Regions from separate parts of the Mus musculus genome. Here region 1 is linked to region 2. The links are chromatin contacts, found by Hi-C or POLR2A ChIA-PET in ENCODE. All regions are on one chromosome and are shown on one strand. Each heading gives the region's core, a stretch centred on a gene start or an enhancer-like site at or near the end of the contact. The rest is flanking DNA. Distances are from core to core; before and after follow the strand shown.

The links. A loop is a pair of places that touch in the nucleus more often than their neighbours do. ChIA-PET counts read pairs that join two places held with the same protein, here RNA polymerase II (POLR2A).
Region 1: a map of gastrocnemius shows a loop between it and region 2 (6-fold over the local background). The contact joins the promoter of Mrpl35 here to the promoter of Rpia in region 2. A Hi-C loop is called at or near these places in 1 of 37 maps with a recorded cell type or tissue (gastrocnemius). POLR2A ChIA-PET finds 5 or more read pairs at or near these places in 1 of 5 experiments (embryonic stem cell).

What each region holds. Positions count from the first base shown.
Region 1 is chr6:71,821,196-71,827,990 of GRCm38, forward strand. Mrpl35 (mitochondrial ribosomal protein L35) reads right to left here and starts at 2,589. Exons shown (of 4, transcript NM_025430.3): 1 at 2,521-2,589. The coding sequence starts at 2,563.
Region 2 is chr6:70,790,044-70,796,032 of GRCm38, forward strand. It overlaps Rpia (ribose 5-phosphate isomerase A), which reads right to left and starts at 2,132. Exons shown (of 9, transcript NM_009075.2): 1 at 1,843-2,132. The coding sequence starts at 2,106.

The DNA of each region.
Region 1 (6,795 bases), core at 1,339-3,838, 1.0 Mb after region 2:
AAGCATTAGATGTTAAACAATAATTGACCATAAAGATTTATTAACCTGCTCTCAGAAATATGCCACTAGCCTTGGATGACTGCTCCACTGAATATATCCTTTCAGAGTTGTAATGCTTGGATGGTTTCTATTATTAACAATGTTACCTGTTCTGTTTGTGATTCAGAGTTTGCGTGATTTTTGTGCTTTACTGAGCCAAATGATAATGATGGTATTTGTAATTGCTTCACTGAACACATCTAAGAGTTGTAATATTTGGGTTTTTTTTTTTTAATGTATAAAAACCCCTGCCTGAGACCTGCAAAATGCACTCAGATTCAAACTGCCTCTGTGTTTGTTTCTGTTTGTCCCCGCAAAATCCTTACCCACTTAGCTTTCCGGGACCCTCATTCCAGGGACCGCCATACCCGACTGGGGTGGTCTGTGGCAGAAACCCAGGCTCTAAAAGAAGGATTACTCCTGAGAGCAATCTCAGACATGTGCCTGCATGCACACACATGTGTATATGCCCACATATACAAACATTGCCACAAATACAAATATACTAAATTGTATTTCAATGAAGTTAGCTTTAAGAAAAACAAAAAACAAACAAACAAACAAAAAAAAAAAAAAAGGAAAGGCCAAGCCTGGCATGTTGGTAATATGCTAGTAAGTTCCGTGTGCAAGAGGCTAAAGCAGACCAGAGTTCACATCTAGCATGGGCTACAGGAAATGCTATCTCAAAAAGACAGACACCAGCAACAATTTGATCTGGGTGTAGGGTCCTATGCCTGCAACCTCAGCACTCCAGAGACAAGGGCAAGAGAATCCCAAGTACCAGACCGACATGACTATTAATACAGCATGTTCCTGGTTAACCTGGGCTGCATAGTGAGACCTTTCCTCAAAGCAACAACAAAAGCTCTACCAAGTTGCATCTACCTAATCTGATGCAAGACTTAGACCACTCCACTGTCTTCTCTACTGATCTCACCAAACAAATGGGGCAGTGTGGTGAGTAAGGGACAGGTTTGAGCCAGACTAGTATTCATTTCAGCTCCTACTAACGAGTGGTGTGAACAGGAACAACTTCCTTAACCTCTCTATGCTCATTTCCTCAACTTTAAATTAGCTAATTATGGAGAGGATTACATGAGATAATATACTAAAATGATTAAGAGGCCTAAGCTTGAAGAAAACATCGAAACAATGCTAACACCAGATAAAGATGTGCTGAAGAAAAGCAGGTTTGGGAGTCCAAGCACCTAAAATCTCAGCATGTGGAAGCTAAGGAGGACTGAGAGTTTAAGACCAGACTGGGCTCCATAATGAGGCCTTGTCTCATTAAAAAAAAAAAAAAAAAGAATTTAAAGGTTGTGATGGTGGTGGTAGTGGTGGTAGAGGAGGAGGAAGAAGAGTAGGAAGAGGGTTAGAGAGATGGCTTAGCAGTTAAAAGCACCAACTGCTCTTCCAAAGGTCCTGAATTCAATTCCCAGCAACTACATAGTGGCTCACAACCACCTGTAATGGGATCTTCAGGTGTGTCTGAAGAGAGCGACAGTGTACTTACATAAATAAAATTTTTAAATCTTAAAAAAGAAAAGAAGATACAGCAGTCAGAAATCAAAAGGGTTCACACACACACACACTGGAGTAAATAAAAACCAGACATTACACTAGACATATTGTATATAAATTAATGTAAAGTTCAAAACTAGACAAAATATGCTTTTGAGAGATGAAGGTATAGTTGCTCAAGTGGCTATGGGAATAATGACCGGGGCAATGCACGGGGTGGAAAGGGGCTTGGCTTGAACTGGTGTTAGTTACACGTATGTCCCCTAATATAAACTTTTTATATACACATTTCATAACTCACAAAAGTTCCATTTTTAAGCTCTAATACCTGGAAATTTTATATGGTTACTTTTTTCCCTCTTGGTCCTCTGCCTATTTTTCCACAAATGTTATCTCTACAGTATAAGTTGTGTGCAAGTCGCTTACTGATCACCCCTATCATACTTGAGTACTTTTAATTTCCTATCTGGTTCTGCCTTCACTCCTAAAGCCCGCCCCGCTACCATCAGAGGGGTGTACTTCAAAACGAATTTGACCAGGCTCCTGGTAATTACACACGGTTCTCAAGGAGACCAGATACTCGATGCTTTACACACTTGTTTAACCCACAGGTAGGAGGAAGCCCCATTTTACCGCTAGAGAACCAAAATACTCAGAGAAATTATATGACTCTCAAGGTCAAAGTTGAGAGAGGTGGTTGAACCTCTAAATCAGATTTTTTAAAAAAGCGGACTTTTGGGTGTCACCCTCACCTCCTCTACCTCAGTCTCGGGTGTGCTTCCTAGGGCAGGGTGGATCCAGTGAACGCGGGTCATGGGCACTACACTGTGCAAGGTATCGCGCAGCAAACCTCCGACCTCAAGTCATCTTGTTTTTCTTTCCTCGTTAACATCCAAACTAAATTCCCACTCCCTCCCGCGCCGACCCTCTTCTCAGTGAAGCTGTCAATAGAACACTGACCTGAGGCAGCTCTCACGGCGCCCGTGAAGATGGAAGCCGCCATCTTGCAGCCTGCCTACGGTGGCCGCAGTGGACTCAAAGTTACAAAGCAAAAGGATAAGAAACGTGGAGGAGGCGGAACTAAAGGGAACAGGCGTGGCCAAGGTTGAGCTCTTTGAACCTTGCCTTTCTGCCCTAAACCACCGTCTTCTTAATTACTTATTTTGCCTTTATGTTTGGGTTCGCGCACGACCCTGCGTGCTTATGGGGGTTAGAGAAAAACTTGCAGGAGTTGGTACTGTCTAAACTTTTGTTTGTTTGCTTTTGTTTTGTTTGAGACAGGTTTTGGGGGTTTTGTTTGTTTGTTTGTTGTTGTGTGTTTTGTTTTGTTTTGTTTTGTTTTAGATTTATGTATGTAGCCCTGGTTGACCTGGAACTAGCTCTATAGACCTAAGCTGGCCTCGAACTCACAGAGACCCGCTGCTGGGATTAAAAGTGAGAGCTACACTCCTCCCCTATACCCCAACTCAACTTCCCCATTTTTGAGACAAGGTCTTCCAAGATCCCGAAGGTGACTTGGGACTCCTGTACTCCAAGTGACCTTACTGCCAGTATAGATATGATAACAAGGATTACAGGCTCTGCTGCTGAGCCAGCATGGATTGTGTAAAGACACTTAAAACGAAAATAAAAAAGCAAAAATTAAGGTGAAAAGGGAAGAGAAAAGTCCAAAATAACAAGAAAAACAAACACCCCACAAATCTCATTTAGAGAGTGGCGGTTCAATTTTTGGCTTCAGGACTCTTACACTCTATTGAGGAACTAGTAGTGGTGGCTACACCTAGGGTAACAGCTCCATAGCAGGTTGAGGCTTGAAGACCTCAGAAAATTATTGAAAATTCAAAGAGCTTTAACTTATATGGTTATATCTACTGGTATTTGTTATACTAAAACTTAAAATTGGGAAAAATAGGGGGCTGGAGAGATGGCTCAACTTTTAAGAGCACTGACTGCTCTTCCGAAGGTCCTGAGTTCAAATCCCAGCAACCACATGGTTGCTTACAATCATCTGTAATGAAATCTGATGCCCTCTTCTGGGGCTGTCTGAAGACAATTACAGTGTACTTATATATAATAATAAATAAATCTTGAAAAAAAAAAACTCAGTTGTCTTTTTCCTACTGCTGCTACAAAAACTATGACAAACTCAGTGACTTAAATGCCATAAATTCACTATCAGAGTTTTGTAGGCCAGAAATCTAAGATAAATTCCAAGGACTAAAAATCAAGTTATACTAAGGCTGTGATTCTTCTGGAAGCTCTAGAAGAGAAGTCCTTTCTCTTGCTTTTTTCCAGTTTCTAGAAAATGTCTGAAATCCTTGGCTCATGAACACTTTTGTATTTATTTATTTATTTATTTATTTATTGTTTTGCTGCATAAACATCCACAGGCTAGAAGAAGGCATCATATCCCCTTCTGGTTGTGAGTCACCATGTGTCATTGTAAGTCCTCATGTGGTTTCTGGAAATTGAACTCAGGACCTCTGGAAGAGCAGCAAGTGCTCTTAACCGCTGAGCCATCTCTCCAGCCCCTAGTTTTGTATTTTGCAAAGACAGTGTCTTATTCCTCCCATCCTCCTTCAATCTTATAATCATACTTGACCTACCCAGATAATAAAAAGTGGTATTCTCATCTCAAAAATACTATATATTTAGTACTGGGAATTGAACTCATGACTCCTACATGCTAAGAATGCCTGCAATAACTGAGCTACAAAAAATTCTTCTTCTGGCTTTTGTTTGTTTGGTTTTTGTTGACATGTTCTCACTCTGTAGCCCTGGCCAGCCTGAGACAATCTGTGTAGACCAGGCTGTCCTTGAACTTAGAGATCTTTTTGCTTCTGCCTCCTTCGTAGTAGGATTGACAGACTCTTATATCCACAGAATGTTTTTTTCTTATAAGGTACCATATCCAAAGAGATTAGAAGAAAGAAGACATCCTGAGGGTCTGGTTGTTTTGCTTACCACACATGATTAAAATAGCAATCATAAATCCACTAATGTTAAACAAAACTAATAACTGTGAGAAATCTAAGGTCCAGCATAAAAAACAAATACATAAAAGAGCCCATTTATACATGGTGATCCATGCCTGTAATCACAGTATTTGATAACTTGAGGCAGGACAACTTGCCTCTAGTTAAAGGCCTGTCTGGGCAAGAGTGAGACCTTATTTATTAAAACAAATAAAACAAGAAAAGCATCAAAAACCTAAAAATCCCTGAGTTATGAAATTTGCTTCTACATTCAATTTCTTGTGATATTAATAAATCAAGTAATCTCTGTACAATTATGTGATTACCAGAATAAAAAGGCAAATAATAATTTACCATTACAACAATAATTTTCAGTTTATGAGCTCCTCTGTATGAGTCCCAGGACTCCCCACGGGTTACCTCAATCACATTTTAAAAACACTCAAGACATTTATACTTGCTTCTCCGAGACATGGGCTGTGTAATTGGGTAGTGAGTCTGAAACACTGTTGTCATGTCAGTCTGCCACCTACCTACGGTGGCCATTTGGAGTCCAAAATCATCCATATATGGTAAAGTCCATATATAGTAAAAGGTCAATGATATGTCCATAAAGGCTCTTTTGAAACTACTAATTAAGCCTGGTAGTGGTAGCAGCTGCATCATACATCTTTGATCTCAGCACTAGGGAGGCAGAGACAGGCTGATCTCTGAGTTCCAGGCTAGCCTGGTCTATAGAGTGAGTTCCAGGATACAGAACTACACAGAGGTACACAGAGAAATTGTCTCAAAAACAAACAAACAAACAACAAAAACCCCTACTAATTATTGTGTGTGTGGATATGCGTGAGGATTAACTTTTTAGTGTGAGGGATACACACACACACATGTATATATACATACATACATACATACACACACACACACACACACACACACACACACATATGCATGCATGGGACTAATTCTGGGATTCCATTCCCCTTACTCTGTTGATGCAGGGTCACTTGATGTTTCTGTTGCTGTGCTACATATTTGAGCCTATCTGGTCCAAGAACTTTCAGGCTCTTGTCTGCTTCTCATCTCACTCACCACAAGAATTCTGGGTTTGCAGGTGGATACCCCACATTTGGCTTCTCCCGTGGTTCAATCTTGCACAGCTAGGGCTCTTATTAGGATCCATCTGCCAGCATAGTTAAAGGTAGTTTGATTGGCAAAGGAGTCACTGTACCTTCTTAAATAGGGAAATTATGTGACACAAATTTTCCAAATGATGTTAGTATAATCCTGGTAACATTTTGTTATTTTTGGTTGTTCATTTTTTTTTTTTTTGGTCCTGCCTCTGCCTCTTGAATGCTGGGATTATATGTTTGTGCCATCACTCCCAAATCTAGTCACATTTTAAAACAAACAAACAAACAACAACAAAAAAAAACCCTAGGAGTTTTAGGGAGTAGGGATTAACTTGTCTGGCATTAAGTTTTTTCATAAAACATATTGTGGTTTTTGTGTGTGGTGTGTTTGGTGTGCATGTATATATTATTATGTTAAAATGTGCAAATGTGTGTGTGTGGTTCATGTGTGGAGTTTAGTGGTCAGTTTTCAGGAGTTGGTTTTCTCTTTCCATTGTATGGGATTCTAGGATCAAACATTCAAGTTTAGTGACAAGTGCCTTTACTCACTGAGCCATCTTACTTTAAAATATGCATAGATATATAGGTGTATATGTACTATTATTTACATGTATACATGTGTATACCACATTCGAGGATGCCCTCTGAGGCTAGAAGAGCATATCAGAGTCCCTGGAACTGTTCTTTCAAGTTGTTGGGGGACACTGCATCTAGACTCTGAAAGTTGAACTCAGGGAAGGCTGGAAAGATGGCTCCTCCAGAGGACCAGGACTATCTGTAACTCCAACTCCAGGGGATCTGACACCTTTGCATACACATAAATGCATACAAAACACCAATGCATATAAAATAAAAAAATAAATTCTATTTATAAAAAAGAAAACTGAACTCAGGTTCCTTGCAAGAGTGATAGGTTTTGTGACCTAGTTTGCTTGTCCTGGTTTGCTTGATGTTCCTGTGATAAAACACCGACCAAAACCAATTTGGAAAGGATTTATTTGGCTTAATAAATCCATGTTATGATAGATCATTGAGGAAAGTCAGGGCAGGGCAAGAACTCAAGACAGAGATCTGGAGATCCGAACTAAAGCAGAGACCACAAAGGGATGATGCTTACTGGCTTACTT
Region 2 (5,989 bases), core at 882-3,381:
CCACGGTGGAACACCAGCGGGCTGAGGGGACTGGAAACCCCACACTCAGAGAGCCTACGAAAGGGCCACCAAACCCACAACCCCCAACGTCCATATCAGTGTTCCCACTCCACACAACTTACTGACCACTGCCTAGGCAGCCCTCACTGTACCCAATGCTGAATGTATAGATAGCACTAAGTCTCCTCCCACAGCTCACAGGGACTTGGGCAAGAGAAACGCACAGAAAAACTAGAACATAGGTCACGCTGAAGTGTCTGGGAGTCCAGATCAGAGGGAGCTGGGTGTGCCACCTACCTATAATGCCAGCCCTTGGGAGGCAGAATCAAGTGGGTAAAGCTGAGTGGTGATACACACCTTTAATCCCGGCACTCGGACAGAAGCAGGTAGATTTCAAAGCTAGCACAGTCCACATATCAAGTTCCTCCCTTGAGATGTGCTAGCCAGCCAGTCAGAGGGGAAGGGAGGGTTTCAAAGCCAACCTGAGTTTCAAAATAGGAAGAGGAAATCGTTGTCTCCTAGTCTCCTTAAGAAAAAAGCCAAGGGAAAACTGAAAGTAGTAAAGTCCTTTGAATATGGCTGGAACATGAGGGGAAGGCTTGCAGATTTTAATTTAGTCAAATACATAACGATAAGGCAAAGGTCAAGGAGACGTGTACCACTAAACATTAACAGGATAACTAAGATAATGGGCTCTCCTGAGGTATGGATTTCATTTATCAATCTATTAAGTCACTTCACAAAGGCATTTTGAAATCTCTCTTTACTGTCCCAGTTTTACCCCTGTGGCACTGTGTTCCAAACACAGAGCCAAATTACACATTTTAAATTCATATTCATACCTCACACCTCTTAATTCAAGTATAAAATCCTATGCTAACTAGATGAGCAAAAAGCTACCCTAGAACAGAAGGGCATAAGAGCCCTGCCTGAAACAAAAATGGTGTTCTTCTATAGAACAGGCAAGCCTGAGGTTATCAGACCCGGCCCCGCCCACTCAGGCCACCCTCACCCTAGGCAGGAAGATAAAGCTCTAAGAACAGTGTCTTTGCAAAGTAACTTTGGGCAGCATAGCTTTAACAAGTGAAAAGAATTCCCTTTAACGAAGATACGGATTCTGATAACGCGATCTAAGAAATAGAAAACAAGACCAGGAAACTTCACCACAGGGCAACAGAAGTAATACAATTAAGATAATTAACCTGCTACATACGGGATAGCAAACCCACCTACACTAAGAGTCCACTCAGAGCACCACACCAGCCACTTAACAAATGTGGACACAGCCTTACTAACTTCAAAACATCTGGACCCCTCCTAAAAAGCAGCACCTCCAGATGTCTGGCCACCCGGCCCTGTCAACAGTAACCTGATGGCTTCTTTGTAAAGACAGCACTCTAGCTCCTCAGCGGGAGGAGCTGAAAAGCCTGTTTGGAGTAAAATTTCAAAACACTTTGCAAAACAGCCCTCCGCTGGCTTCGCGGTAAGTGAGAAGTGAAGAACAGCAGCCTCGGGGCTCACCATTTTCAATGGGCTGATTAGGAGGCACGCATTAACAGCCTGACAAGACTCTAAAACAGAGCACAGCCAGGCTCTACTGTGCACCCAGTTCCAGCCGGACAGGGAATCTTTGTAGAAAAGGCTCCAGTTGGGGGAAGAGTTGACACCCACCCATTCGGGGTCTAGAAGGCCTTTCAAGGGTTGGGAAGAACAGCGCGAATTCGGGTACAAGGCTCATCCTCTCCCCTCTCTCGCAACCCTCGCCCTTTCAGGAGTCAGGCGCACCCTGGCAGTGCCCTGGGCGCGCAGCACGAAGCCATCACGCCGTCACCAGCTGCCCACCTTCACGTGGTTCTCCACCGCCGTGTGGCTCGCCAGCTTCTTAGCCTCCTCGGCCTTGGACATCGTGGAGGGGGCCGGGCCGCCCGCGCTCGAGCCTCCCTTGTCGCCGCGGGTCTCCGAATGTGCACGCCCCGGCAACTGCACGTGGGAACCCGAGAGGCCCCAGTTGTTCCCGCCCCCGCCCGAGGCCGCGCCCCCGGCCCGCCCGGGCAGTGGGGCCAGGACCCGCCCGTAGAGGGTGCTGAAGGGCCCGGGGCGCTGCATCCCGCCGCCTCGCTCCAGCCTCTCCGGCCGCCCCACCCCCAACTCCTCCGGAAACCCGCTCGCTTGCGCAACCTGCCCCGCGCGTATTACTAAATGCGTGTTGCTGGGAAATGTAGTCCTACGGCGACAGTGGTTCCTAGGCCCTTCTGCATTCGGGACTACAAGTCCCACAATACGATCGACCCTAGTGTGCAAATCGCCCGCCTTGACTCCAGACTTTCTGTCCGGAAGGTCCGGGTAACTGCTGTCTAGGAAGCTAATAACTCCCTACCTTGGGGTCAAGTGTTTACACCTTTAGGTGAACTCCAAGAACCTTTCCGGCTGTACGCGTATTCTAGAAAAAGAGAGAGACACTATTAAAAACCTGACCTTGTTTGCCCAGCAAATGAGAACGTTGCTGTGTTGTAAGCGAATCCTCAGGCAAGTGGTTCTACCAACACAACGGCCTTTTTTTAAAAAAAATCTTTTAATTACATTGTATTATTTAGGTTGTGCTTGTGGAGGCCAAAGAACAACTTGCAGAAGTCCGTTATCTGACCGTCTTGGTAGTGTCAGTCAGTACTTTACCGGCAGAGCCATCTTCTTACAGTGCTCTAGAGTCACTCATTGATGACACACTTGGGACTCCCAGGTCTTCTGATGTCTGTGCTAGACCTTCACAAACCCAAGGTTACAAGTTCAATCAGTAACTCCCGCCTTGGACATTGTTCTGCTCTTGGTATTGGATGCAGGGTGTCTAAATGGAGCCCGGTCACGAGCGCACAGGCCAGTGTACCTTATCGGGCTTCCCCTTTTCTGCCTTTAGTTTGCTGCAAGTTCTTGGTCTCATTCAGCAGTCCCAGTGGCCTGAACTCACTGTAGAGTTCAGTCCAGGCTGGCCTGGAACTTGGAGCATTTTTCCTGATATGGGATTACATCACCAAATAGGTCTGGAAGTCCTTTTTGTTGTTTTGTTTGTGTGTTTTGAGACAGGATCTCTCTTTGCAACCATGGCTGTCCAGGAACTCTGTAGACCAAGATGCCCTTGAACTCACCGAGATCAGCCTGACTTTCCTTCCCCAGAGCAGAGGTTAACGGTGTGTGCCTGCAAAAGGCATGTGCCAGCAACCCCCAAGAGCTAGAATGTTCCAGGAACCCTTAGGAACAATAAAGACCGGTCACAATGCTTTTTTGCAACTTTTATAACCTGAGTTTTATCTTTATCAGACTGTAATCCTGCCCAAGGCACTCAGAAACCACTCGATAGTCTCCTTTACCAAAAAAAAAAAAAAAAAGAAGAAGAAAATTCTTCAGCCACCATTACAAATGTAACTTCAGGACCCACCATAATCAGGTGTGCCGCTATTGATTGGACACTTACATGAGACTCCCTCTTGAGGAGACCACATCCATACAAGGGTAGTATCGTAGAATTATTATTGTTGCTGTGATGAAACACCATGACTAAAAGCAACTTGGGGAGGGCAGGGTTCATTTGGATTATATGTCCTGAATCACAGTGCACTGAGGGAAACAGTGTCAGGAACCTGGAGGCAGAGGTGCTGTTTACCGGCCTGCTCCTCACAGCTTACTCAGCCTGCTTTCTTGCAACACCCAGAACCACCAGGACAGATGGAGCCCCACCCACCATGGGCTGGGTCCTCTCATACCAATCACTAATTAAGAAAATGTCCTACAGGCTTGCCTCCAGGACGATCTTATGAAGTCATTTTCTCAGCTGAGGTTCCCTCCACTCAGATGGCGAGCATGTGTCAAGTTGACATAAAGCTGCAAAACAGATAGTATCTCCCTTCATATTAACCCCATCTTTAAATATGAAATAAAACCCCTTTATAATAAACTGAACTATGACTTGGATCCTGGATCCACCAGAGTAGACGTCTCTGGAAATAACTCTGACTCCTGCAGTCACTCAGCACTGTGAAGCTGGGTCTCTGCCACATGCCCCCCTGACATTGGCAGCAGGGTCTCACTAAGCTGACCATCCAGCCTTGGCCTCATTCCGTAGCCCAGGCATCCCTTGAACTTTCAGCCCATATGCTAGGATGTAGCTAGGATTACACCACTAGTTCAGAAGGTCTTTCCTCGATCCTTTATTCTTTACTTACTTTGTGCTTAGCATTCATCCTCTGTGCAGGCTATCAGGCTGCTGCTCACACACAAAAGATCCTCAACGTGTATCTGAAGCAAGATAGAATAGCACACATTCCATGCCTCAACGCTACACTCTGCCTTCAGTCATTCAGAATTCCTGTCCTTTAGTAAGCACCATTAGCTATAGGACTAAGCACGTTATCAAAACTTCACTGTTTGTAGGGCATGGGAAGCAGAGGTACGTGGATTTGAGGGAGTTCCAGGCCAGGCTGCCTAAATAGCAGAGTTCCAGGTCAGCCTAGGCAACATAGCAAGACCCTGGCTTCAAAAACCAAAAGACAGGGCCTAGAGAGATAAGCGCTTGGTGCTCTTGTAGAGGGCAGACTTGAGTTTCCAGCACCTCACATCATGCAGCTTGCAAACACATATAGCTCCAGGTCCAGGGGATCGGACATCCTCATCTGACCTCTCACATGATACACAGCCATACATTTAGGCATCACACACATAAAAGATAAAAGTAGACCTTTTAAACCTTCACACTATTTGTATCTCAATGACACTGAACTCCACTCCCCCTTTCGGAGGCTGCCCTACAAGTGTCCTTCCTTTCACCTGTACCCTTCTCTTAGTCTGCTTTGTTGTAATCCCCAAAATCTTAACAGTTCTGTAGTTTTTCTAAAGCCCAAAGTTTCTTCTAAAACTAAGGCATTCTCTGGGAGCCCCTGCAAAACAAGACAGTTTATGTTACAACCACCGTAGACGATAGAGCACTTGACCAGCACGGTAGATCAATCCCTGGTAGTGGAAAAGAACAAGTTATAAATTACAATATAGAGGCCCATTGGACTTGCAAACTTTATATGCCCCAGTACAGGGGAACACCAGGGCCAAAAAGGGGGAGTGGGTGGGCAGGGGAGTGGGGGTGGGTGGATATGGGGGACTTTTGGTATAGCATTGGAAATGTAAATGAGCTAAATACCTAATAAAAATGGGAAAAAAAGAAAACTTAAAAAAATAAATAAATAAATAAATTACAATATACAATGGCCCAAAGTGAGCATTCCCATCCCAAAGTGCAAGAATGGGGACACAGCAAGGAAATAAACCGGACCAAACCAAGACAGAAACCCAGCAGGGCAAACACCAAACCCTGTACCAGCATCTGGGGTTCTTATCGGTATCACCAGACTCCAACATCCTGGGGTAGCCCTGACCCTCTAGGTCTGCCACCTAAAGCACATGCAGTTTCTCTCTTGGGGCAGCCCCACTCATTGCCTATAGCTTTCATTGGTCGGCATCCTACAGTCTTGGCATTTTCGGCATAATGGGGTCTCTACTGCAACTTAGTCTTACTTCATAGCTCCCCTCACTAGCCTCTACAGTGTGTTAAGTCCTCATGTGCTTTAAGTTTGTTAAAATGGATGTAGAGAACAAGGAGGCTCTCCTGTCTCCTTGCTGTCACCATAGATCTAAGAAGCATGTTTATCTCCAGTGTCTGCCAAAGCTCCATGACCTAGGTCAGACTGGACCCCTAACTCTGTGACAGGGAGAATGGGAAAGAACTAAGAATAGTAAAACTCTTGTGCCACCAGATGGTAGCAGCACATACCTTTAATCCAAGCACGTGGGAGACAGAGGCAAGCAGATCTCTGAGTTCCAGTCTAGCCTGGTCTCCAGAGCAGGTCCCAGGACAGCTAAGGCTACACAGAAAAAAAAAAAACAAAAACAAAAACAAAAAAAAAAAACCTGTCTCAAAAAAACAAAAATCAAAACAAAACAAAACTTT